Linked DNA regions of Mus musculus: all the other regions are linked to region 1. Evidence: chromatin loops called from intact Hi-C (ENCODE). Cell type or tissue: heart. All regions are shown on one strand.

Evidence for each region. Hi-C counts contacts between places; a loop is a spot of excess contacts. Peaks named below come from ENCODE experiments on the same cell type or tissue, not always from the same donor. Only the 100,000 strongest peaks of a DNase experiment are listed, where the experiment ranks them.
Region 2: a loop joins it to region 1, with 8 times the contacts of the local background. A loop is called at or near these places in 11 of 42 quality-filtered maps.
Region 3: a loop joins it to region 1, with 4 times the contacts of the local background. A loop is called at or near these places in 11 of 42 quality-filtered maps.

The regions. Positions count from the first base shown.
Region 1 is chrX:74,019,461-74,027,460 of GRCm38, forward strand. Irak1 (interleukin-1 receptor-associated kinase 1) reads right to left here and starts at 4,461. Exons shown (of 15, transcript NM_001177973.1): 1 at 4,150-4,461; 2 at 3,906-4,073; 3 at 3,606-3,737; 4 at 3,389-3,492; 5 at 3,013-3,204; 6 at 2,725-2,789; 7 at 2,389-2,503; 8 at 1,483-1,601; 9 at 868-1,075; 10 at 440-505. The coding sequence starts at 4,285. Mecp2 (methyl CpG binding protein 2) reads right to left here. Exons shown (of 4, transcript NM_010788.4): 4 at 7,132-8,000. Mir5132 (microRNA 5132) reads right to left here and starts at 4,138; the gene lies at 4,068-4,138. It overlaps Mir718 (microRNA 718), which reads right to left and starts at 4,476; the gene lies at 4,389-4,476. In heart, a CTCF peak has its summit at 4,473 (motif pointing right); a DNase peak (open chromatin) is centred at 4,441; H3K4me3 peaks cover 1,753 bases; H3K27ac peaks cover 1,955 bases; H3K27me3 peaks cover 677 bases.
Region 2 is chrX:74,408,850-74,416,849 of GRCm38, forward strand. G6pdx (glucose-6-phosphate dehydrogenase X-linked) reads right to left here. Exons shown (of 13, transcript NM_008062.3): 3 at 6,267-6,304; 4 at 6,059-6,167; 5 at 5,015-5,232; 6 at 3,470-3,628; 7 at 3,117-3,242; 8 at 2,716-2,809; 9 at 2,409-2,595; 10 at 1,908-2,143; 11 at 1,734-1,810; 12 at 1,548-1,640; 13 at 634-1,448. The coding sequence ends at 1,358. It also overlaps a transcript of Ikbkg not described here. Among named protein-coding and RNA genes, the nearest start is that of G6pdx, 16 kb to the right of the region's middle. In heart, a CTCF peak has its summit at 4,711 (motif pointing left); a DNase peak (open chromatin) is centred at 4,722.
Region 3 is chrX:74,082,193-74,090,192 of GRCm38, forward strand. Mecp2 (methyl CpG binding protein 2) reads right to left here and starts at 3,498. Exons shown (of 4, transcript NM_010788.4): 1 at 3,318-3,498. In heart, no CTCF peak of the experiment used is centred here; DNase peaks (open chromatin) are centred at 2,429, 2,879 and 3,579; H3K4me3 peaks cover 2,285 bases; H3K27ac peaks cover 1,833 bases; H3K27me3 peaks cover 995 bases.

The DNA.
Region 1 (8,000 bases):
CTTGGAGCTGCTACTTTAACAGCCTGCCTACTTCCTACTGCCTTTACTCAGCCCTGCTCTAAGTTCCACTGAAGGTTTGGTCCCCGGGGTATCTGGAATAGCCCCCTCTCTATCCCCAGTCCAAGGCAGAGGGGGAACCTGTCAAAGTTCTTTTTCCCCTTTGATGGGGATAGGACCCAGGGCCTTGCATGCAATAAGGTTCTACCACTGAGATTACATCCCTATCCTCAAGGTCTAGGTACAAACTAAAGATAGGTTCTTCCGTGCAAGGTAAAAGAAACTGCTTGGGACTCACCCACTTTTAAAGATGAGTCAGCAGCAGCAGTAGCAGGCTATTGTGGGGCAATGTAAAGGATCTGTACCATCCCACCCTCTGGGGCTGTACCCACTGGCTGCAGCTGCCCCTCCCTCCCTCCATGCTCCACCTTAGGAGGCTCACCAAATACTTGGTCTTTGCACCTTGTGTCCTCACAGCCCTCTGACCAGCAAGGGTCTCCAGTATTACCTAGAGGGGGGATAGACAACATCACTTTAGCAGGGAGAAATTGTGTGTAGAAGAGGCTTGTAGCATGGGCATGGATCAGGACTAGTGGGAAAGTAGTCCCGGAACAGGCAGGTACAGACCACCTCCCAGCAAGGGCAGCATTGTTATGGGATGCAAGCTTAAGCAAAAGGATGCAAATTATGACCACAATTTAGTGCAAGGGAAGAGGGAGGTGTATGAGGCAGGGTGATCCCTAAGGCCAAAGCTATGCTAGCTCCCCACTAGGCTCACCTCTGCCTTAGGCCTAGAATTCTCTAGGCTTTCCTGACTTTACTTACTGGTGCTTTTCCCTCCCCAAGCCAACAGAAGGGCTGGTGGCTCACCACCCCAAAGCTGAAGGTATCGGTGTCCACAGCCAGTCGGCCTGTCTTGATGTACTCCTCAGGCAAGTAGGCGAGGGTACCTCGAACTGTGGAAGTCCGGGCCACAGTACTGCTCTGGCTTGCTTTGGCCCCCGCAAAGCGGCTGAAACGAGCCAGGCCAAAGTCTCCCAGCTTGGGCATCAGTCTCTCATCCAGAAGCACGTTAGAACTTGGAAACAAACGGAAGAATGGCACCAGTTCAGGTCCTACTACCTTTCTGTTTTTCTGTCCCCTACACCCAAATGGTCCTGATAAACTGGACTAGAGGCGTACTGCTTATGGAAAGTGGCTGCATTGCATCCCAGCTGTCTGAGGGCCCGCAGTCCCTGAGCCCCTTCACATTGTTTGGCTTCTGCTCACCACCGTGGCTTTATTTGTATACTTGCACCATGCAGGGGTACTCATAGCCCTAAGTACTCTCAGCTCTGAGGTCCCAGGCAACACCTGTTCCCATATTCACAGGACTGGGCAGGAAGAATATCACAGGGACACTCAGAACAGAGCTGTTCATTGAGCAGAGGGTCACTGTCTCCCTGGCCATATGACTTTCTATAGCTCTTCTGAGCCCCTCCTCACCTCTTGATGTCTCCATGGATAAGGCTGGGGCTATCCTGATGTAAAAACTGAATAGCCCGGGCTGTGCCCAGAAGAATGTCCAGTCGTTGAGGCCAGGAAAGTGGGGAGCAGGCCTGGGTCTGGAGTGACAAAGACAGAAGCACAGAGGCAGCTCAGGGCAGCTGTTCTTTGACCCCCCCCCCCCAAATTCCCCTCACCTGTCACTGTGCGGCTTGGGGCAAGCTTTATTCTGAGCCTCTGGAGAATGAGGAGTAAGACTGTCTATGACCTAATTCACGAGCAAGTGGTAGCTAAAGCTATACCGAAGGTTTTGGCAAGCACTCTACAGCTGGGATACCAGCTAGGAACATTTCACAGGACTCAAGACAAAATGTGATGGGCTCAGCTCTACCTAACAGAAAGTGCTGGTGCCCTTCTCCCTCTCCTCTCTCAAAACAGTTTGAGAAGGAAGCTCTTATCCTGTATATGTGGTGGCTTGTGAGTATGACATTCAGGCATGGCTCAAGCTTGGGTTCAGTCTGACAGCCTGTCTCCACTGGTCCTCATTCCTCAAGAGCTATATGTGGACTAAATACTAAATCCTTTAGCTACTCTGCTTGCAAAGCCAATAACTCCCAATAGAGGAACAGTGGGGAGAGGACAGAGGAAAGAATTGTATGGAAAATCTTGGGCCAAGCTGAGTGTAATGTAACTCTAGCATAGAGCAGGCTGACGCAGAAGAATTGCCAGCTTGAGGCTAGCCTGAGCTGGGTAGTGAGGTATTGTCTCAAACAATCAAGCCAGTAAAAAGGAAGAAAGAAAACCCTGGGCCAAATCTTGAGTTTGAGGGGGAGCCAGAAGCCCAAGTCCTGCCTGACACAGGCTAAGGGGCTATGCCAATAAAGGTGCCAGATCAGCAAGGACTACCTGAAGGTGGAGCTGATCCTCCAAGGAGCCATTGGGCAAGAAGCCATAAACAAGGCAGTATAAGCCACTCTCTGCACAGTAGCCAGCAAAGTCTACGATATTTGGGTGACGAAACCTGTTATAAAGAGTGGAGTCTGAGTTCTTTAATTTTCTGGGTTCTACTACTTTTCATCAGGCCAGGCTAGGTAGGCAGCACTTGATGTTCCCTCACCCATGCCAGGCCAGGCCTTGAGGGCCCAAGGGAGCCAGATCTTGTGTTGTGCAGTCCTAAAGACTGATGAGGCCGTGGTGTGGCTCACCTTGTGCCCCTAGACAGGAGGGACCCCCAAGGCTCACCTTGATAGCTGTTCCACCTCTGTTAAGAAGCTCTGTTTCACCATAGTCCACTCTAGGTCAGCTTCCTGTAGCCCCAGGCATGGTGGGGTAAGAGGTAGGGAAAGTAGGTGACATGAGCCAAGCTTGCCAGTTGTTTCCAGGCCCAAATCTATGGAAGGCTTGGGGTCCTTGAAGGAATTGCTTGGGGAGGCTGGAGACTGCAGAAGTGAGGGGCTGATGGAGGGAGGAACTAGACAAATAAGGACTGATAGATTGTCTTCCAGGTGTCTACCCCAATGTTACACCTACCTCCTTCAGTCTCTTCACAGCATATGTAGTATTTCTCATGACTGCTCGGTACACACATCCAAAACCACCCTCTCCAATCCTGAGTTCTTCAGAGAAGTTGCAGGTGCCTTGGGAAATCTCACAGAAGGGCCAGCAAAACGGGGAGGGATGGGCTCTTTGGAGGCCAGACACTGGGCTCTCTGGGCTTGACTGCTGGAAGAGACCATGGACCAGGCGAGGACCCTATCTATTCCCTTTGGTCCAGGTTGAAAGCTCCCTTCAACACTAGTTGTCTCTCAGATGACCTGGCTGTGCTGATTTGGGCTCTGTGGTACACCAAAGGTTAAGTTTCTTCCTCTTTGTCTGGAAAATTCCCTGGGGGTTAAGAGACACCTACCTTGGTGGAGGAAGGGGCTGAAGATGGTAGTGGTGGCCCGAGGGAAACAGGGAGTGGAACCTGGAGGAGCTCTGACTCAGAATGGGTCTGGGAGCCTGGAAAAGCTTCATAAAGATGGCAGTGAGAGGCAGAGACCAGCAGCAGTCTACAGCCATGTCAGCAGTCATGGTGGCCTTTTCCTCAGGCATATCAAGCCCAACACCCGGGTTCTTTTTACCTGGGGAGAGGAAGGTGGAGGCAGAGGACTGCAATTTCCGGGGGCTCCAGTCCCCGGCCTCAGAGCCTGCAGAGATGCTGCTGGGCCTTGGGGCAGCGGTGCTTGGGGGCACAACGGGGGCAGGAGGGTGCCCTGGGATAACAAGGAAGGAAAGGAGGGTTGTGACTCAGAGCTCTCTATCTCTAAGTGAAGGGGTGGGGGGGGGGGAGTTCCCATATGGTTCCCTGTCTCAGGAAACTCTGTACCCGTCACCCCTCTTGGGTTCCCATCCCTAGGGTCCCTGGGGCTATGCTCGCTCACAGGCTGTGATGATGTCCCTCGCACGCAGCAGCTGCAGGTGCGTGAGGATGTGAACGAGGTCAGCTACGCGCGCGTTGCGGTTGATCCAGGGCCACAGAACACTGGCTGTGCGCTGCTCGGAGCGCTCGCACAGCCGCAGCTCTGTCTGGTCGCGCACGATCAAGGCCGCTGCGGGATGGGGAACATCAGGCTTCAGCTCCAGAAGCCTGAGTCCACCACCCCACGCCGGCCTGCCGTCACCCACCGAACTGGCACCAGTCGGCGGGCTCCAGGGCGTCCATCACTTTGTAGAAGCGGCACATAACCCAGGGTGGCACCTCGTACAAGAAGTGCTGGGCGCCTGGAACCACAGGCTCCCCGGGGCCCGGCCCCCCGGCCATGGCCGCCGCCGCCGCCCCCGGGCCGAGGCCTCTCGGGGCCTCGGCGGGCGCGGGCCTTAGCGGGCCGGGTCCGCGGACACTGACTCACTTCCCCTTCAGGCCGGCCTCGTGCGACACCCGGCCGGGCGGAAGAGGCGGCGCTCGACCCGCCGCCATCTTGCCCTCCGCGGCCTTCCGCCACACGGGGGCGTCCCGCGCCGCCCTTGACGCGGGGAAGGAGCTCTGCTACGTAGGAGGGAGTCCCTAATGGGAGAACCGAGGTCTGTGGTCCTACACAAACATCTGAATAGGGCTGAACAGGATGAAGAATGACTTCCAGTTCTAGAGACAAAGGGCACGATGTTTTTACACGATGTTCTACAAAGGCAGTTTATGCCAAGCCTGGTGAAAGTCACGGAGAGGCTACCCTCGCTTTAGTTGGGGAGCAGTTTGAGAGCCAGCCAAATTGTTGGTCAGTCAGGGTTAAATATGGGTAACAAAATGGCCCTCTGGCAGACTGTAGTCATTTGGTGATAAGGATGGATGCCCTGAGAATGGTCTGGAAGAGTGTATACCATGCTACTGCTTGTGTGCTAGATCTCCATGCCCCCACCACGCCCCCAGGAACCTTCCAGCAGCTGGGCCAGCAAGTGTTAGATCACAGAATCTGCCTGTGCAGGATTCTAATTAGCTTTCCAACTAACACATTTATGTCTCTTAACATACACATGGTGTTCGGCTCTAAATGTCCCTTTCCTTTTTCTGTCACACTTTTATCTTAGTTTGCACTTCTCTCCATAAGGATAGTAGGGTCTAGCAGCTTCTCCTACCCCTTTCTAGAGTAGTTGTTGGTGATACCACCTGTTGTGACCTTTAGCCACATGAATGAGTGTCTCTTGCCTATTCCTCTACTGTTCTCCATTCAGGGTTTTCTTTGGCCTTTTTGGTCACTATGACACACATCTCAGCGCACACTACTTTCTCATTATGCTCTCTGAAGTCCTCTTCATATGAGTGCACTACTCTTAGCATTAGCCATTGCCACTCACCTGCACAGACTGTATGGCTTGGATAGTGCTCCCTGCTCAGGTGGTCTTCCTCAAGTACAAATCACTAAAGCCCAGCTCTTTAAAAGAGCTGTTAGGAAGATGGCATAGCCAGCCTCTGTCCACCCACCTGAACTTATATACACCAACAGCCTTAAGCCAGATAGAACTCTTTAGATGTTGGGCTTGGTGGTACACCCCTTTAATTCCTGCACCCAGAAAACAAAGGCAAGTGAATCTCTGTGAATTTGAGGTTAGCATGGTTTAAGTTCCAGGTCAGCCAGGGATACAAAGTGCAACCCTACCTCAGATCAAGACCAAACCTGAAAAAAACAAACAAACAAAAAACAAAACAAACAAAAAACCCAAACCCTGTTTAGTAGGTGTCCTGAAAAGAACTTATTCTGTTCTGAAATTGAGTTTGCATATACACCCCTGCTGTAGCCATTCCTGATAAGATTGAACATAAACAGCTGTGGGGAAAACTTCCTAAACCCAGCTCCTCTCTTGAACACACCTTGAGCTTGCTGGAGTTCTGTACCTCTAAACTTTTCTCACTTCTCACTGCCCAGGGATGATCCACAGGCAGCAACTTGGTATTCCTTGTTTGGCCAGCTGAAAGCATGCTTGTAAAGCGGCAGCTTTCTTCTCCTGACCAGTTTCCCCAACAAACACTTTTTGTCATATCAATCCTAACTACAAAGGGTTCTCTCTCACTAGCCTGACCTCTAAGGAACTTATAGTATGTCTTCAGAAAGGTCTACACAAGATCCATGGCTGGCTCCCACTGGGGCCTCTTCTTTGAAGCCACAGTAATTGTGGCCACTCTCAAGATGAGGTCAAACTAGATGTGGTGGTGCATACCTGTAATCCCAGAACTCTAGAATCAGAGGTAGGAAGATAACTAAAATTTCAAGGGCAGCTTGGTTTACAATGCATAGTTCCAGGTCAGCCAGAGCTACACAGTGAGACCTTATTATAAAACAAAGCTTGGCATGGTGGCTCATATCTGTAATTCCAGCACTTGGGAGGCTGAGGCAGATCACCCTACATACTCAGTTCCAGGCCAGCCTAGAGTAGAAGTTGGACCCTGACTAAAACCAAAACAACCCAAGAGGTTAACCATATGCTGAGCTTCCAGTGGTTTCTCATGGGTCAGTCTATATTAAGATGTGCCAACTCCATTATCCAAAATTATCATGTGTATATATGTTAAACTCTATGGGCAGGGATTTGGTCCTTTTTATGGACGGGGGACTCTCAGTGTCTGGTACACACCTGGTACTCAGTGTATTCTCCATGTCTATAGGTTGAATCATCAATCCTTTCATGTAACATTTGAGGCCAGAACTTCAAGATAGCTTCTAGGTATGCTCACAATTATTTGTGACATGCCATTATCCTCTCCTCCAGGCCATATCAACCTATGGAGTAGGTGGCTGCAGAAGGCTCATATTCTTACAGGAAACCAGTGACACAAGGACTCCCTTTGGGCAGTTCCTCATAGTTGGGAGGAAAGTGTTAACACTATGGCACACCAGGACCTAGCAGCTGCCCCTGCCACACTGGTCAGGAGAGGGAAGCTATGCTCTAGGCACACTTGTGTCAGGCCTTCCTGTCGAATGCTGGTGTAGTATGCTTGAAAAATATTGACACAGAGCAAACTAAGGAGGATGCCAGTATATGAAATAGGCTTCCCTACCCTCCCACACCTATCCTGAGAGAGGCTACTGGGGTTCAGGGATAGCTGAATCAAACATATCATGCTGTCAGGTGAGCTGGAGGGGACTGGTGACTTATAATGAAAGCCCAGACCTTGAGTCACTTTCACAGAGAGATTTATCGAGAATGCTAACAGCACAGGATACAGTACTTCCCAACAAAAGGTGCAAACGCATCACTTAGAAAGGCATGCTGAGTATTCTTTGCTTTCACATGTATTAAAAAACTTACAAAAATAAAATGAAACCGCGTGCTGCCCATCTTTTCAAATAGTAAAAGAACCTTATGAAAAACCACTTGATTTTACAACAAAAGACACAAACGGACATTTTTATGTAAATTTATAAGGCAAACTCTTTATATAATAAATAGGTTACAGGGGTTCAGTGGGGTGTGTTTTTGAAACGTATACAGGTACATTCAGACAGGTTTACTGAAATGGTACAAATTTCCTTAATAAATTGCCTTTTGTTTTTAAATATATCAGTGCTTTCAGTCATTTGGCTATACACAAAGAACCTTTTGTTTTGAACACTACAAAAAAGCAATCAATATTTTGTTTTTAAAACGACCTACTTATTTTCTAAAGTAATTGTCCCAAAGCACAAAAACTGAAGGTGAATACGACAGAGGGCTTTTCAAGACCCCTCCAGCCCAGCTAGGTCTGTCCTGGATCTTTCTCTCTGCCTTGTCTGCCTGCTCCCAACCTTAGATGAGTTTTTGAGCTGGTGACAAACACAAGGTGGCTTGTCACTGGCTGCACTATTCTACAGATCTCACCCCCCCTGGCTGGCAGAGGGGAGTACAACATGGATTTTGGAGGGGGCATGTACCCTGTCTGGTTGTTCCAGCTAATAACTACTATAGCCAACTGGTCACTACAGGTAGAACTGTCCACATGAGGCTCCAAGGGAACACTGCTCTGTTCCTCTTACATTAGGCTGGAACAATCTGCAATGAGAATAACA
Region 2 (8,000 bases), 390 kb after region 1:
CTCTGGAGGACACTGACCAGAAGTGTAACTGTCAGCTGGGCATGGTGGCGCACACCTTTAATCCCACCACCCGGGAGGCAGAGGCAGGCGGATTTCTGAATTCAAGGCTAGCCTGGTCTACAGAGTGAGTTCCAGGACAGCCAGGGCTATACAGAGAAACCCTGTCTCAAAAAACAAAAAAAACAAAAAACAAAACAAAACAAAAACACAAAAAAAAAAACCCCAAAAAGAAGTGTAACTGTCATGCCTGAAAAGAATAAAAATATTCTATAGTGTGTGATACACACCCTTAAGCCTGGCACTTGGGAGTCAGAAGCAGGTGGAGCTTTGTGATTTCAAAGCCAGCATGAGATGACTGCATGGTATAAAGCAACAGTTATAAAACTTCTCAGTCCTACTGAGCCCTCAGAAGATTTCAAATTAAGAGACTGCTCTAGCATCAGCTTCAGGTGTTTCCTCAAAATATGTAGCCATTGTTGGACTATTTGGACTGTAGCTTCTAAGCAACTCTAGTATATGTTTTATCAGTTCTGTTCTTTTATAGAACCCTGAATAACAAATGTGGGAAGTGGGGAAATAATAGGTCTCTCCTTCATGATCCTGGATGCAAGGAGAAAAGAACAAGGAGACAGGTAAAACTGTTTTGAGGATTTAATGGCAGGGTTGGGATAGGAAAATTCTAGCTGCTGTGCTTGCCTTCCTTTGGTAAGGAGGCTGCCCATAGGTGGGATGAGGTTGACCATGGAGTATGGAATTGGTCAGGGGACATCTAGAGCCCCCAAAATATTGCTAGGCAGCATGAGGTCTCTTCCATCTGGTGAGGAGGAATGTCTAGTAGCACTGAGGCTAGTGTGGCCATGGGCAGGTCCTCTCACATAGGTGTCCTTGACCACTTCCTTCAAGTTTTGAGGAGCTTGCCCATAGCCTCTGGGAAGTCTGGTTTGGTCATTGTCCCTTTGAGGCCTAAGGCTCCTCCCCATTGTTCCTAACTCCTTAAGGAGTCCAGGGGCAGACTGATAGGCATTCTTTCTGCAGCGGCTGGAAGGGAGGTGATTCAGGTCTTGTGGAAAGATGGGTGGCTCAGATAGGGCCAGTGGTGGCCCTGAAACCCTACAATGAGTTTTAAATGCCTGGTATTTGAGGAATGTAGCTGGGTTTACTGGTGGTGGCAGTGGCAGCAGCATAGGACAAAATGGCGGTCCAAGCCCAGGAACTAGAATGTGTATCTAAGGCCTATGGTCCCAAAGTCCTTCCAATATGGGGTCAATAGTCCTAATATAGGGTTAGATGGTGAAAAGGGAAGATGCAGAAAGGGTGGCCAGAAGAGGCAGAGTATAGATGGTGTAACTTCCAGGGCTCAGAGCTTGTGAGGGTTCACCCACTTGTAGGTACCCTCGTACTGGAAGCCCACTCTCTTCATCAGCTCATCTGCCTCTGTGGGGCCGCGGCTGGGAGGTAAAGGAGAGACATGAGTGACCTTTATCCTTGGTATTCCCACTGCCCTGCTTCATTTGGCTTGGCCCTCTTAGCTCCCATCCTTCCCTTACCTGCCATATACATAGGGGATGGGCTGGGGCTTTTCTCGATCAATCTTGTGCAGCAGTGGTGTGAAGATACGCCAGGCTTCCCTGAGTTCATCACTGAAGGGATACAGTGTAGGATGGAGTGGAGGCACACAGGGACAGAGGGAGAAAACCATCCCTCTTGCCTGTGTTAGGCTGGGGGTCCCTCACCTCCGGACAAAGTGCATCTGGCTCCCACAGAAGACATCCAGGATGAGGCGTTCATAGGCATCAGGGAGCTTCACATTCTGCAGGTTTGGGAAAGGGGGATGTTGCTGATACTACTGTACTCAGCCACCCAGGGCCTCCCTTAGGGCTTTGCCCAGATGGTCCTCCCTGTTGAACCTTGTATCTGTTGCCATAAGTTAGATCCAGCTCCGACTCCTCAGGGTTAAAGAACATGCCAGGCTTCTTGGTCATCATCTTGGTGTATACTGCCTCATTGGGCTGCACACGGATGACCAGCTCATTACGCTTGCACTGTTGGTGGAAGATGTCACCTGCCACGTCTCGGAACTGCAGTCTCACTTCAGCTTTGCGTTCATTCAGGGCTTTGCCACAGCGCAGGATGAAGGGTACCCCTAGAGAGCAGGGATGACCTCAGGGACTGGCTTTCCTATCTTGTGCTGTGTGTATATGAGAGAGAGCTCCTGTGTCTGTGTATATGTGTGAATGTGTACACGTGGAATAAGTAATGACTAGGGTCGTTTCCCACTTGTGGTAGCCCTCCTTCTCCAGCATCCCTTACTACTGAATACCATGTATTCATACCATGATCATAACAAGAAGTGTCTCTTTGTGGGCACATTTAACCCTGCCTTGCTGGAACCTAGAAATTTCACCTACCGTCCCACCGTTCATTCTCCACATAGAGGACAGCTGCTGCAAAAGTGGCAGTGGTGGACCCATGGGGTACTGTGGGGTCATCTAAGTATCCATTGGCAGCTTCTCCTTCTCCATTGGGGTTCCCCACATATTGGCCAAGGACCACGTTGTCAGTTTCCACCTCTGAGATACACTTCAACACTTTGACCTGGGAGAGAACCAATGCAGGTAACAGGGAGGATGTAGGACAAGAGCCCAGTGCCTTGTCATAGAATTACTTGTTATGGGGCATGGCTGCTGGGGACCTGGTGGACATGCCTCCACCTACCTTCTCATCACGGACATCATCTGAACCTGTAGTGGCAGGCTTTTCCATGGCCACCAGACACAACATCTGCAGGAGGTGGTTCTGCATAACATCCCTAGTAGCAGAAGAGGCAGATGCTCTAGTCAAGTGCCATTTCCAGGGTGAGGCCAAGGGGATAACTAAGTTCTAGTTGCCCTAGGATTACCAAACAAGGCTTCCTAGTGACAAACTGGAAAACCTTGGTTCCTTACCCCTAGTGTCTTCCCAGTATCCTAAGACAAGTTAGTAGATACTAATCCTAACCCTTTGGGGTTTGGCTAGATGGGAGTTATACCCTTCATGGCTACCCCCAACAGGTCACTTGAACACTAGCCCTCATAGTGTGAAGATGAGCTGAGTTGGGGTAGGATATGGGTTCTTACCTGATGATCCCAAATTCATCAAAATAGCCCCCACGACCCTCAGTACCAAAGGGCTCTTTAAATGTGAGGATCACACAAGCAATGTTGTCTCGATTCCAGATGGGGCCAAAGATCCTGTTGGCAAACCTGTGGGAGGTTCGTTTAGAGGCTAGCATGAGAGACATTTTGGAAGGGTTCATGAATGGATGCTACATTTGGGATTCCACAGTATAGTGGCTGTATCTGAGCTAAGTACCAAGCTTAGTACCCTGGCCAGCATCTAGGAGGAATTTGACTTTGGGGCAGCAGGGCAGGTGGGGTTCCTTATGTTGCCACCCTTGCCCTGGTTCCCTTCCACCCCATCCCCTATGCACCTCAGCACCATGAGATTCTGGACCATCTCTTTGCCCAGGTAGTGGTCAATGCGGTAGATCTGGTCCTCACGGAAAAGAGAGGAGATGTGGTTCGACAGTTGATTGGAGCTCTGTAGGTCTCTCCCGAAGGGCTTCTCCACGATGATGCGGTTCCAGCCTCTGCTTGGAGCCCCCAATCATGTTATTTCCCAAACCTTTCCCAGGAATAGGCCTATGGCCATGTCATTCTGACCCTCACACCAGGGAGCAGGGCTTTCATCTATTGTATTCTCAGGTGACTCAGGGAAGCTCTGCTGGCTACTATTGATCCTTATCCTGAATAGACAGCATCTTAGAAGCTTCCCTGACAACATGGTAGGGACTGGAACAATTCCAGGGATTTTTCCACCTTGGTGCTAGGGTAGCATGACCTTGGGTGGCCTTGTTCCCCACCTCCCAATGCCAGACCCTTAGAGGGTCAGAAGTGGCCCAGCAGCCAACAGGAAAGAAGGACACAGCTTCCTTACTAGTTTTACTTTAATTAGTCTCATGTATCCAAGGTTGGCCAAGAACTTGTTATGTAGTTAAGAATGACCTTAAATTGCTGCTTCTCCTGTTTCCAGCTCCCAAGAGCTGAGATCACAGGTACTGTGCCATCATGTCTGGCTCCCCTCATTGGTTTTATGTTCTTGAAGTCTTATTGTGTTTCTCAGGTTGTTCTGGAATTCCTGGGTTAAAGGGTACTCCTCCCTCATCCCTTCAGTAGCAGGGACTATCGTCATCGCCCAACGCAACTGACTTTAATTGAGTTTACTTATTTTTTAAACTAGCTTTTATTTGTTTTTTTGAGACATATTCTTACTATGAAGACTAGAATGACTTCAAATTCAGTACGTATGTAGCCCAGGCTGGCCTTGACAACATAATAATCCTCCTGCCTCCTGAGTACTGGAATCACAACTGTGTGTCACTACACCCAGCTAAATTTTTTTTTTTTTTGGTTTGAGACAGTCTCACTCTGTATTACAGGTTAGCCTTGAACTCCAAGCAATCCTCTTGCTTCAATCTCCATCATACTGAAATTATTTATGTGTCACCTTGCCCAGATTTCCATAGATTTTAAAAGACCAGGTTTCTTTCTTTGACACTCAGAGTGCTAAACTTGTTTTCTAAATTCAGGAGGAAGAGAAAGATGGTTTGCAGTCAGCAGTGCTCTCTTATGAAACAACACTGCCACCTTGTGGATCTGCTGAGGATTGGGGGTGGGGGAAGGAATTCTCACAATGAGCATCTGTTCTGTGGAGCAACACTGTCATCTTATGGTCCTGGTGGGAAATGTTGCAAGGGGCCACTATTTTGTAGTGAGAGCCTTGGAAGGTAGAAGCTGCCCAGTGTGTGTGTATAGCCTGTTCCTTTTTTTTTGGGGGGGGGGGTATGCTATTCCATATGGACAACACACTAGGGGCATTCATCTTTTCAACTTGCATAGACTGGCTTGACCTGGGGGCTATTTAGAGTAGCAGAAACAGGAACAAACAGACAGGAGTGAAGAAAGACAGGTCTTACGTCTGACTCATGCAGGTCTCTTGAATGTTCTTGGTGACTGCTTCATAGACTGTGGGGGGCAAGGCCAGGTAGAATAGACGGTTGGCCTGCATCCCCTGGTGCAGGGCATTCATGTGGCTGTTGAGGTGCTTATAGGAGGCTGCATCATCATACTGGCCAGCTACATAGGAATTACGGGCAAAGAACTCCTCCAGCTTAGGTCTTTCTTCTGGAGTGGCCTGGGGATACACAGATGAATGTCAACTTCTACTTTTCTCAAGAGTCTACAGTTGTTCTGCCCTAAAGGAATAGAAGATCTCTTTCTCTCTCTGTGCCTACCCCCCTCACTCTCTCAACAATTTCTTGTTCCACAGGTAAGGCGGGTTTTCCTTGAGTCCCTGTCATTGCTCTACAAGCACAGGAGTTTACTTTATCATGGTAACTTTGTGTACCCACAGGCAGAGGGCTAAGGCACATAGCAGGAATATATGCAGGTGGGGCAAATCACTGGCACATTTTTATGTATCCTTGGGGCCCTCATACCTAGAGTAGAAACTGGATTTCAGGAAAGTCTAACCTGAGAAAAAAGAATGATGGAGAAGGTTGTCTCTTCAAAATTACTACAGTAAACTATAGGTGGTGAGAAAATGTCAACATAGTGCAATTACTGTAGAAAAGAGGTACTTGGAAGGGTCCTTTCATCCAGCTACTGGCATGATCCAGTGTGGTACCAGAGCATAGCAGGATGAAGCCAGAGTGGAGCTAGGAGACAGATATGAGGTTGAAGGGACCTTCTTCCTGTCTTTGTTCAAAGGTCAGGAAGAATGTGGCACAATTAAGTAGACACAACTTTTGTGTGGTTGGCAAGGGAAAGCAAGGATGTGAGGTGTCAGAGATTGAGTGTTCTGGGTGGCCCTGCCTGTTAATAAGTCAAATGAGAAAGGAGGGAACTATTGCTTATGATGGAAATGGGGACATGTCTTCTCAAGGGATGCCTGGAGCTAGTCTTGCTGTGGAGTAGAAGAAAGGGCAGCACAAGGCTCCAGGATCCAATGTCACACTCACTTTAAAGAAGGGCTCACTCTGCTTTCGGATGTCGTCCACTGTGAGTCGTGAGCGGGCATAGCCCACAATGAAGGTATCTTCAGGTAGAAGGCCATCCCGGAACAGCCACCTGAGGGTACAATACAGCTGTTTTCAGACTGGCTAGGGAAGGCCAAGGCCTGTACCTGGTAGAGAGTATTTTGGGGGGTAGTGTAGAAATATTACCTACCAGATGGTAGGATAGATCTTCTTCTTGGCCAGGTCACCCTGCAGAAGAAGAAACATGTCAGAAAGAGCTGACACGACCTAGATCATTCCCCACCAGTGGTGATCTTAGTCCTCATTTGGGGTTACCACTCAGCTAGAAATATATCTACTATGCCCTCCCCATATATATCAGAGGATCTCTGAGACTTAAGCCTCTACCAGCCTTGTACCAATACAGATGAGTAGATGACACTGCTGGGTTCAAGATGAAACCCTAGACATCGAATTCATTAGAGCTTAAGGATGATAAAGGCAGCACATAAAAGAAAGACAAAACCTGTGAGGTAAGGCCTCAGATGTCACCGGAGCTAGAAGGCAATGAGATGGTCATTCAATTTGGAAAGTTAGAAAAATAATGGCAGGAAAAGTTTGATGATGCAGAATGAAGTCTTGTCTCTGTAACAAAGGCCAGATTTGGTGGTAATATATTCTCCCAATATTGAGGGAGATACTGTTTCAAAATCACCTCTTCTAAATCAGAATTAAAAAAAAAATAAGGTAGCAGTGAAAAAATTCAATGGAAAAATTGGGCTGGAGAAGATGCTCAGTGATTTTGGAGTAGGCAAGGGTTCTGATTTCCACCCCCACCCTACAAAAACAAACAGAGTAGAAAACTAACAAAAGAGCGCTAGAGGAGAGCTGTGAATTGCTATTTTCTTGATATGACAGGGCTGTGGTACACATGAAGCCACAGTAGCTGTAGTTGCCTGCATGAGATCAAGTTGGCCAGCATGCTGAGTGTGTGTAGTTCACAAGCTGCTACCCCTAGCTAAGGATCTGTTGGAAGATCCACTTCCCATCAGTGGCTGCTAGGGAATATAATTTTTCTTCATGGCCCCTTGGTAATTGCTCAAGGAGTGGATGATGGTTCCATGCTCATGAGAATGTAGGAAGCAATTATTGTACTTAATGGGTTATAACAAAAATAAAAATTGGGTGGGGGATCGGGGAGGTTGTCCAGAGGGGTTGAGAGAGAGAGAATGGAGGGTAGATATGCTTTAAATGCATTGTATACATGTATGAAATTCTCAAAGAATAAATTAAGAGCTATTAAAAAAAACAAGCCAAAATAAAACCAACTTCCCCAAACATCAAACCAAACTAAACAACCAAAACAAGAAAGAAAAGCTGGGCTTCGTGGCACAGGTCTATAATCCCAGTACTTGGGTAGTTGGAGCAGGAGGATCTGGACTTCAAAGTCAGCCTTAGGTATACACCATAAGACCCTTTCCCTATCTCAAACACTACCACCACCACCAAAATCCAAAACAAAACCCAACCCAGCCTAACAAAACCCTAACAAGTTAGAATGAGACAGAGAATTTTGTTTATTTTTTTCAAGATAGAGTTTCTCTGTATAGTCCTGGCTGTCTTCAAATTCATCCTGTAGACAAGGTTGAGCTTAAACTCACAGATATCCACCTGCCTCTGCTTCCGGAGTGCTGGGATTAAATGTGTGTGCCACTACAGCCTAGCTGAGACACAGAATTAAAAATTTTTTTAATTTTATTTTTTTAAGACAGGGCCTTGCCATGTAACCAATGTTGGTACCGTCCACCCTCCATCCCCAAGTCTGGTTTTCTTTGTGTAGCTCTGGTTATCCTGGAAGTTCTGTAGACCAGGCTAGCCTCAAACTCAAGAGAGCTCTACCTGCCTCTGTCTTCCAGTGCTGGGAATAAAGGCCCAGGTTGGTCTT
Region 3 (8,000 bases), 63 kb after region 1:
CTACCCAACTAAAAAGATTGTTTCTGTTAGCCACATGGCTTGCTGCACAGATGTTACCAGAGCAGGTGATTAAAATGAGATATTCTGCCACACTTCCTGGAATTCTCTAGTCTAGGCTGCGCTTAAAAACACTGGCTACTAGAAATGTCATTGTCCATCAGTCTATGCTTCCCAGAAGTAGTTCACTGGTGGTAAACTGCTCTTAGCCAATTAAAACATTCCCCACCGAGTGACCTGTTTTTGTGGAACTCCCATCAGAGGGAGTGGGGAGCTCTGTCACTTTTGGCATCCCCTTCCTCCTAGTGGGCTGCCTTAATATGAGGGAAGGTGACTAGTCTTATTGAAACTTAATATGCCATGCTACATTGATATGCCTGGGAGGCCTGCCTTTTCTAAAGGGAAAAGGATGAGTGGATGGGGAAGGAGAAGGGAGGAGTGAGGGACTGAGAGGAGAGGAGGAAGTGGAAAATACAGTTGGGATGCAATATATGAGAATAATGAATAAAAAAAAAGATTCTCACTGACAATTACCTTTAGAAAAGATAACAGGTTCCAGGATATATCATTTACCATGCAAACAAACTAACACGTTTACCTCTGCTGCTCTTTATTTTAGGTTTAAAAAAAAAAAAAACTTCTCAGGAGTTCATGGGTGGAGTTGGGGCACTGGAACAAGGGTTTAGCTGATTTCTCCTTAAACTCCATAGCTTTGCCTCCCTATCCCCAATAGATTAGGCTTCATAGAAGCAGATCAGGTAGAGTGAACCACTCTATCTGGAAAATACACAGATTGCAAAAACATATCATAACCTTCCAAAATCTTTGTGGTCTATGTGTAGTCTTTGTGGTCATATGTACCTCAGGAGTCAAACAGCACAAAAAACAGAGTAGAAGGCTAAGGATGTGGAGTGATTGCCTAGCATGCATGAGGTCCTGGGTTTGACCACCAGTATAACAATAACAAAAAAAAAAAAGGAAAAAAATAATCCTTAGAGTACAATGGACAACATGATGCTTTCTTCTTCAGTGAAATAGTGACCTGTTACTGTAGCTTTAAAGTACTCAAGACACATTCTCATGGAAAGAAAATAGGCATATGTGATAGATCAATACTAGCAAGAAAGCCATACAGTTTCTTCAAATTCTTAGGACACACTAGCTTCAGATGTCACCAGGCACTTTGAAAGGAAACTGTGTTCTAGAAGTTGCTTACGATGTTTAAAGAGCTATGGGTACAACAAATAGATAACCAGAGGGGCACCTGAGGAAGCAAACCTGTTGTAAGAATATAAAAACAAAGTAAAGGTTCCAACTCTGAGCTCAGGCTCAGATGTACAAACCTTGGAATTTTTTGACAAGCAAGACTTGGGTGTGTTTGTGAAAGTGAATGCACTCTGTCGGCCATGTGTATTAACTCATTTTAGATCATTTGTACTTTTACAGTGTTTGGACTCTTTAAGGTTCTGACATATCCAGGTAAGAAAATAAAAGCAAGTGTTTCCTAGGCTTTCTGAGTATGACTTGAATTTGAAGTTAAAAACAAACGAAAAACCAAAAGTCTGTAAATATATTTTTCCAAATCCTTGGTGGAAACTCCCCAAGGACCTAACAATCCAAATTTTATCTTTTTATAGAGATTCGACATATTTCAAAGAACCTAAGATATCAGTTTAATCATGTTATTAATTGAAATTGCTGAGATTCACATAATTCCAACCACAAACCCAAAATTCTCCTCTACAGTAATAATTACCTATTAGTGAAATTTTACTACCCAGGCCCAAATTGGTTTCATTTATGTAGTATAACAAAATATCTAGAACTTGTCCTACAACATCTCAGTCACTTAGCACTATAAATTAGTCCATTCTGTTTCATGATCGTCATCAACCACCCTGTATTTGAGCCTACTGCCTCACTGTAATGATTCCAAACAGTGGAGTCAACATGCAAATGACTCAACAGAGCCCATTTGTGTTCCTGGAAAATTAACCAAGAGTACATATCTGCCTGACTATGAGTCAGGAATATCAAATTTGTGGTGGAGCCCATTTTTGTTTTGATCAACCTATACCCGAACATACAAGGAACCAGCATAGAGGTATCCCCTAACAAGCTTTGCCCTTCAGGGGTCCATACTGAACAATGTCATACCAGGGTCTCTCTTGTGAGAGGGAATCTTTTTTAGACTCCATGATGACTTTAAACCTTTAGTGCAAAACCTCAGAAACATTGCCACTGCCACATAAAAGTCACCTGTGTTTTATTTTCAGTGATTCAGCCATAACCAAACTAAAAAGAGAATGAACTTTCAAAGATAAGTGACAGGAGTCACAGCGATGCGATGATCTCGCCCCATTTGGTACTGGCGATCCTGAGCGCTCCAGGACGAAGAGAGCCCGTTACATACAACGTCCCATTCCACTTATGTAACTGGATGATCGCTGGCGAAGGGAGGGGAGGGAGGGTGGGAAGACGCTCATATTCCGAAGCCACAGCACAGCATCCCCAAAGAACCAGAGCACCCTGCGGGCATGGTCTCACGGAAGAGCTTCGAGTGCTGAGGAACGCACAGTCCCTTGCCCACGGTTCCTGATGAGAACTACAACCATCTCTTTATGATGAGTTGTGGGACCTAGGAACATAATGTCTAGTCCTTTTTGTGGGTGGACAATAACCCTCAACTTGTTCCTGCCAAGTGGGGAATGGAGCTGATGGACCGACTCGCTTGCAGTGGGGGCAAAAAGTCACGGAATGGGAGAGGAGGAGGAGGGAGCAAAACCCAGAGATGGGGGTAAGAGCTCAGGAGCCCTTGTGGCGCACTCTCCCAACGGGAGATGGACTGCGCACGCGCGCCAGTCTGTGTGTGTGAGGGGGGAGCAAGTAACGGGAGTGGGGGCGCGCGAGGGAGAAGGGGACAGCGCGATCCAGGGAGAGGCCGGGACCGCGGGCGCGCGACAGTGCCGAGGCCCAAAGCCCCAAGAAGGGCAGGAGCGCGCGCAGCCCCAACTGGCGAAGCCCAGACGACAAGGGCGCTTGCACAGCTGGGGCCTAGGATGCGCACAGATGGGGCGGGCAGCGGGAGGGCGTCATTCGAAGGTGGCTCCAGGGAGATCGCGCTGAGAACCGTCGCTCGCGATTGCGGGAGACGAGTGGAGAAAGCCACCACCGGCGGCAGAGGGAGGGGGAGGGTAGAGAGGAGGGACGCCATCCGCCAGCCGTGTCGCCCGACCCCGCGGGCCCCTCCCGCGCCACGTCCCGCCCCTACCCGCCCCCCAGCAAGGGTCCCCGCCCGCGGCCTTGGCGGTCCCACTCACAGTCTCTCCTCCTCGCCTCCTCCTCCTCCTCCGCTCGGCGCGGCGGCGGCGGCGGCGGTGGCGGCAGCGGCGGCCATTTTCCGGACGGGTTTTACCACAGCCCTCTCTCCGAGAGGAGGGAGCGCGCGCGCAACCGATGCCGGGACCCCGCACGGCAGACGTCGCGCCCCGCCCTCCCGACCAGCCTGTGTGCTGCTGCACCTGCGCGCCCGCGCCCCACCCCTTGCTCTTTGTCGAGATTACCCTTCATTGGTTGTGGAGCCCAGGCTGGGGCGGAGCCTTAGCGGTGACGCCCTCAATTGGCAGGAGTTCCTGTCTGTTTAGGCAGGGAAAAGAGGCGGACCCCATTCAGCTGCGGATTGGTGGAGTTCTACTGTCACTTGGAAAAAAGAGGCGGCTAGGGCACAGAGGGGCTGGTTTTGTGGGCAGCATTTGAATGTTGAGGATTAACTGGGCCCTTGTGGACTCTGGCGCTTAAGGAAGTCTAGGCTCTTGGCGCCTATTAGAGCCTCCCTGCTGAGTAGTTCACCATTGTGATAAGCATTTGACTTCACCAGCATTTCTTTATTATCATTTTCTGTAGAAGTAGCAAAGTTGCCTGTTGAGGAGCCTGGCGTTGTTCCAAGCCAAGGGACTTGTTTTAAAGGGTCTACTGATTGTATTATTACACTAAATTAGCAGATGTCGCACTCTTAAGGCTGACAGTAAAATCAACATATCAAACCTTGGTCTTTGCAGACGTTTATAATGGGCAGATGGTGTGTGCCAAGCCCATAAGAGATCGGTCTGTCATTGTTGAATCAGATGGTTTGATGGAAGTACGTATAAAAGGGAGTGAGGCCAGAGGGAGCATTGTCAAAGCAGCCTTACCCTGATACCAGTCAGCATCCAATGCTCTTTGTGCTAAACAAATGCTCAACAAGAGACTTTCTTTCTTTGTTTGTTTTTTAAACACTATGCAACAAGAGACTTTCTGATTCAAATTTGGCTCCCCTCTCTATTCATTTATTTGCTAGGCACTGTTTTAGTACTGAACAAGGAGACAAACTAGACTCCTGGTAAGGAAGAGTCATACTAAACATACAAGAAAGTAGAACTTAAAATTTTGCACAGAGATAAAGACTTTGAAATAGATAGGGCAAGGACAAAAGAAGTGCTATTATGATACCCTCTAGCTTTTGCCCTCATGTCGTCTCCCAATATGGGTAATTGGGGAAAACATTCTAGGCAAGTTTAAACACTCTAAGGAAGGACTATGCCTGCCTTACTAAGGAGGCCAGTGTGACTGGAGAGAGACCTAGGCCACCAAAAGAACTAGGAGATTATTTTGAGATGAGAAGCCCTTGATAAATATTTGAGTCACTAGCTGTCACCATAAAACCTATGTTGCCAGTGAAGAATGAAGAACTGGCTGGTCCAGAGGTCCTGGCAGCAGTTGAAGAAAGATAGATGATGAAGGCTTTAACCAGGACAGTAGCAGTTGAAATCTGATAAGTTGTGATAGTTAAGATTTATGTTAAAAATTGAGCCAAAAGTATTGGATATCAGATGGAAAGAAAGAAAAAAAATAAGGATGATGGCTGACTTTGGGACAGGATCACCTAAGTGAATATCTTACTACAGTGGGGGAAATCTAGAGGATTTCCCATATGGCCATTCTAAACCATTTGTAATTCTAGTCTCAGGGAATCCTGTGCCCTCTTCTGACCACAGTGAGCACCAGGCAAAACACTTATACACATAAAATACTAAGATAGAAATGTAAAAAACAAGTGGGTAAGAGTGGTAGTGTGTGTGTGTGTGTGTGTGTGTGTGTGTGTGTATGTTGGGGTGTGAGAATACAGGTATTTGCATATACAGAGAATAGGATCTGAACTTGGGTCCTCTGCAAGAGCAACAAGCCATCTCTCCAGCCACACCTTCAGGCTGAGTTTTATTCCACGAATGCAAGGATGGTTTAAAATTAGAAATCAATTATAATTTTAAGAACAGATCATGTGAGTATCCCAATACATGCAGGAAAAAGCATTTAATAAAATTCAATACCTACATATGATTTTAAAAACACCTTAAAGAACTATAATTAGAATGTCCTTAATCTGATCAAAATGTCTATAAAGCTGTAGAGGAAACATGATATTTAATTGAGAACAAAGCAAGAAACAGCAAGATCTACAGTGCAATATCATTCACAAAAATAAAGTACATCATTTTCCTACCTTGTGAAATTTTGGGAAGAAAATCTTAAGTTCCTTAAATTAGATAAAAGAGATTTAAATGACATATTTTATACTTGCACTAAAAAAAAAAAATAGAAAAAAAGGCATATTGTACCAAAAGTATTTTAGCAGTAGAATTAAAAGGAGCCATTTAAAAAATGAGAGTGTAGCATTTAAAAATAATATTCCTTTAAAATGGGGAGATAGAGTCTGAGGATAAAACGTAATGGTAGAGCACTTGCCTACCACTCATAAAGCCCTGGATTCAATCCCCAACATAAAAAGTGGGGCAATTACAACCAGGAAAGTATACTACATGTATATATCTCAACAAACTGAAGAATTTTAGCAATATGGAAAATAGAACACACACATCCACTCTATCCAAAAATCTGTGGGAGTGGTGGGACATTTTTTTTTAATTCCAAAATGACAAAGAAAAATGAGAAAGATGACACAGTTCAAAATACTGAAGGCACATCCCATATGATGCTACACAAGTATAAACACAATTTGACTTGAGGATACTTATGTAATATCTCCCAAAACCATTCATCCATCATACACACCAATCAAGTGTCCCAGAAGCTGTAAGTGTTGCTCAATGGTAAAGTGTTTGCCTAGCATGTACAAAGCCCTGGGATAACCCGTAGCATTACATACACCTGTCATGGTGGTGCACAATTATAAGGCCAGTACACAGGAAGTAAAAGGCAAGAACATCAGAAATTCAAAGTCATCCTTGGCTACATTATGAATTCAAAGCCAGCCTAGGCTACATGAGATGCTGTCTCATAAACAAAACAAAACCCAATCTCTTTCATACAGGAAAACATTTATATTCATAAAATAAAAATAAATACACATTTAAAGGTAAAATAGAAAAAGACAATAAATTATGCTTGCATGTACATGCTCTCAAAGCTTTCCTTTTTTACTCTTAAAACTACTCAAAAAAAGTACCATGGCTGGCACGATGGACAGTGTAAAGGCTCCTGCTGCTAAGCCTGATGACCTAAGTCCAAGTCCCAGTACCTAAAACTGACTCCCATAAATTGTCCTGTGACCTTTATTCACATACTTGCTATGGCTCATTCTTTCCTTCTCCCCAATCCAAATGGATGGACAGGCAGACAGACAGACAAAATTTTGCAATGAAAGAAAAGTGCCTAAGATTAAAAGGAAATAAAGAAACTTTGGTGAAAGTTCTGTTGGCAAAATGCTTGATGGTGCAAGCATGAGAACCTGATTTCAAGCCGGGCGGTGGTGGCGCACAACTTTAATCCCAGCACTTAGGAGGCAGAGGCAGGTGGGTTTCTGAGTTTGAGGCCAGCCTGGTCTACAGAGTGAGTTCCAGGATAGCCAGGGCTACACAGAGAAACCCTGTCTCAAAAAACAAAACAAACAAATAAACAAACAAAAAGAGAGAATCTGATTTCAATCTTCAAAACTTTTTTTTTTTTTTAAATCTGAACATGGAGCCATGTGTTTGGAATTTTGTAATTCCAGTACTGGGGAGTCAGAAACAAGCAGAATCCTGAGGCTAGCTGACTAGCCTAACCCAGCCTACTTGGTGAGTTTCATGCAAGTGATAGGCCCAATCTCTTTAAATCACCTTTAAATATGATGGATGTGGAGGGCATGAAGTCTCTGTGCTCATAGACAAGGAATATAGAAACCAGGGATGTGAAGCATGCAGGCAGGCTTGTCTCTTCAACAGAAGGGATGTATATGCCTCTTTTCCACCCAGAAGGCTGGGAGTGGATTTTGTTAATAGCCTGGTGGTCTGCGCCACCTGTGTGGTCAGGTCACACCCAAATCCCCCCTCCCCCAGTTTATATCAGACTCTCCCTCCCTAGACCTTCATCCGCAGTTTTGTTCTCAGTCAGTAGACTGAGATGTCAACAAGTATTTTATAGCCTGGTGACCTCAACACTATCTGCATGACAGAAACCACACCAGATCCTAGGGCCCTAAGCTGTAGAATGCATCCTCACGGTAGAGGTCACCTAAACTTTGCAAAAGACTTTCCATGTAGTTAGGCCCAAATATTCATTTTCTACACAGAATTGAGAAAACTGTAACCAGGGAACTTTTCTTTCCCAAAATTGCACCATACTTAAATAAGTTTAAAATAAACCGCACAGGGTCAGACTAGAATTTTGAACCAACACTGGCTAAGACAGATTTCCTTTCTGCCCCTTGCAGTTCATTTCCCTGCAGTAGAGCTTACAGAGACCCCCATGATGGTTCCTGAGGTCCAACACTAGTGGTTGTCTCCTGTCTCCACATGTACATGTAGACATGCATCAATATCCACATATATACCTGCATACACACACACACCCCACAAGAGAGAGAGAGAGAGAGAGAGAGAGAGAGAGAGAGAGAGAGAGAGAATGAGAATGTAGAGAAGAATTATTTGAAAAATACGGTAGCTGGAAAAATATAGCTGAAAATATTT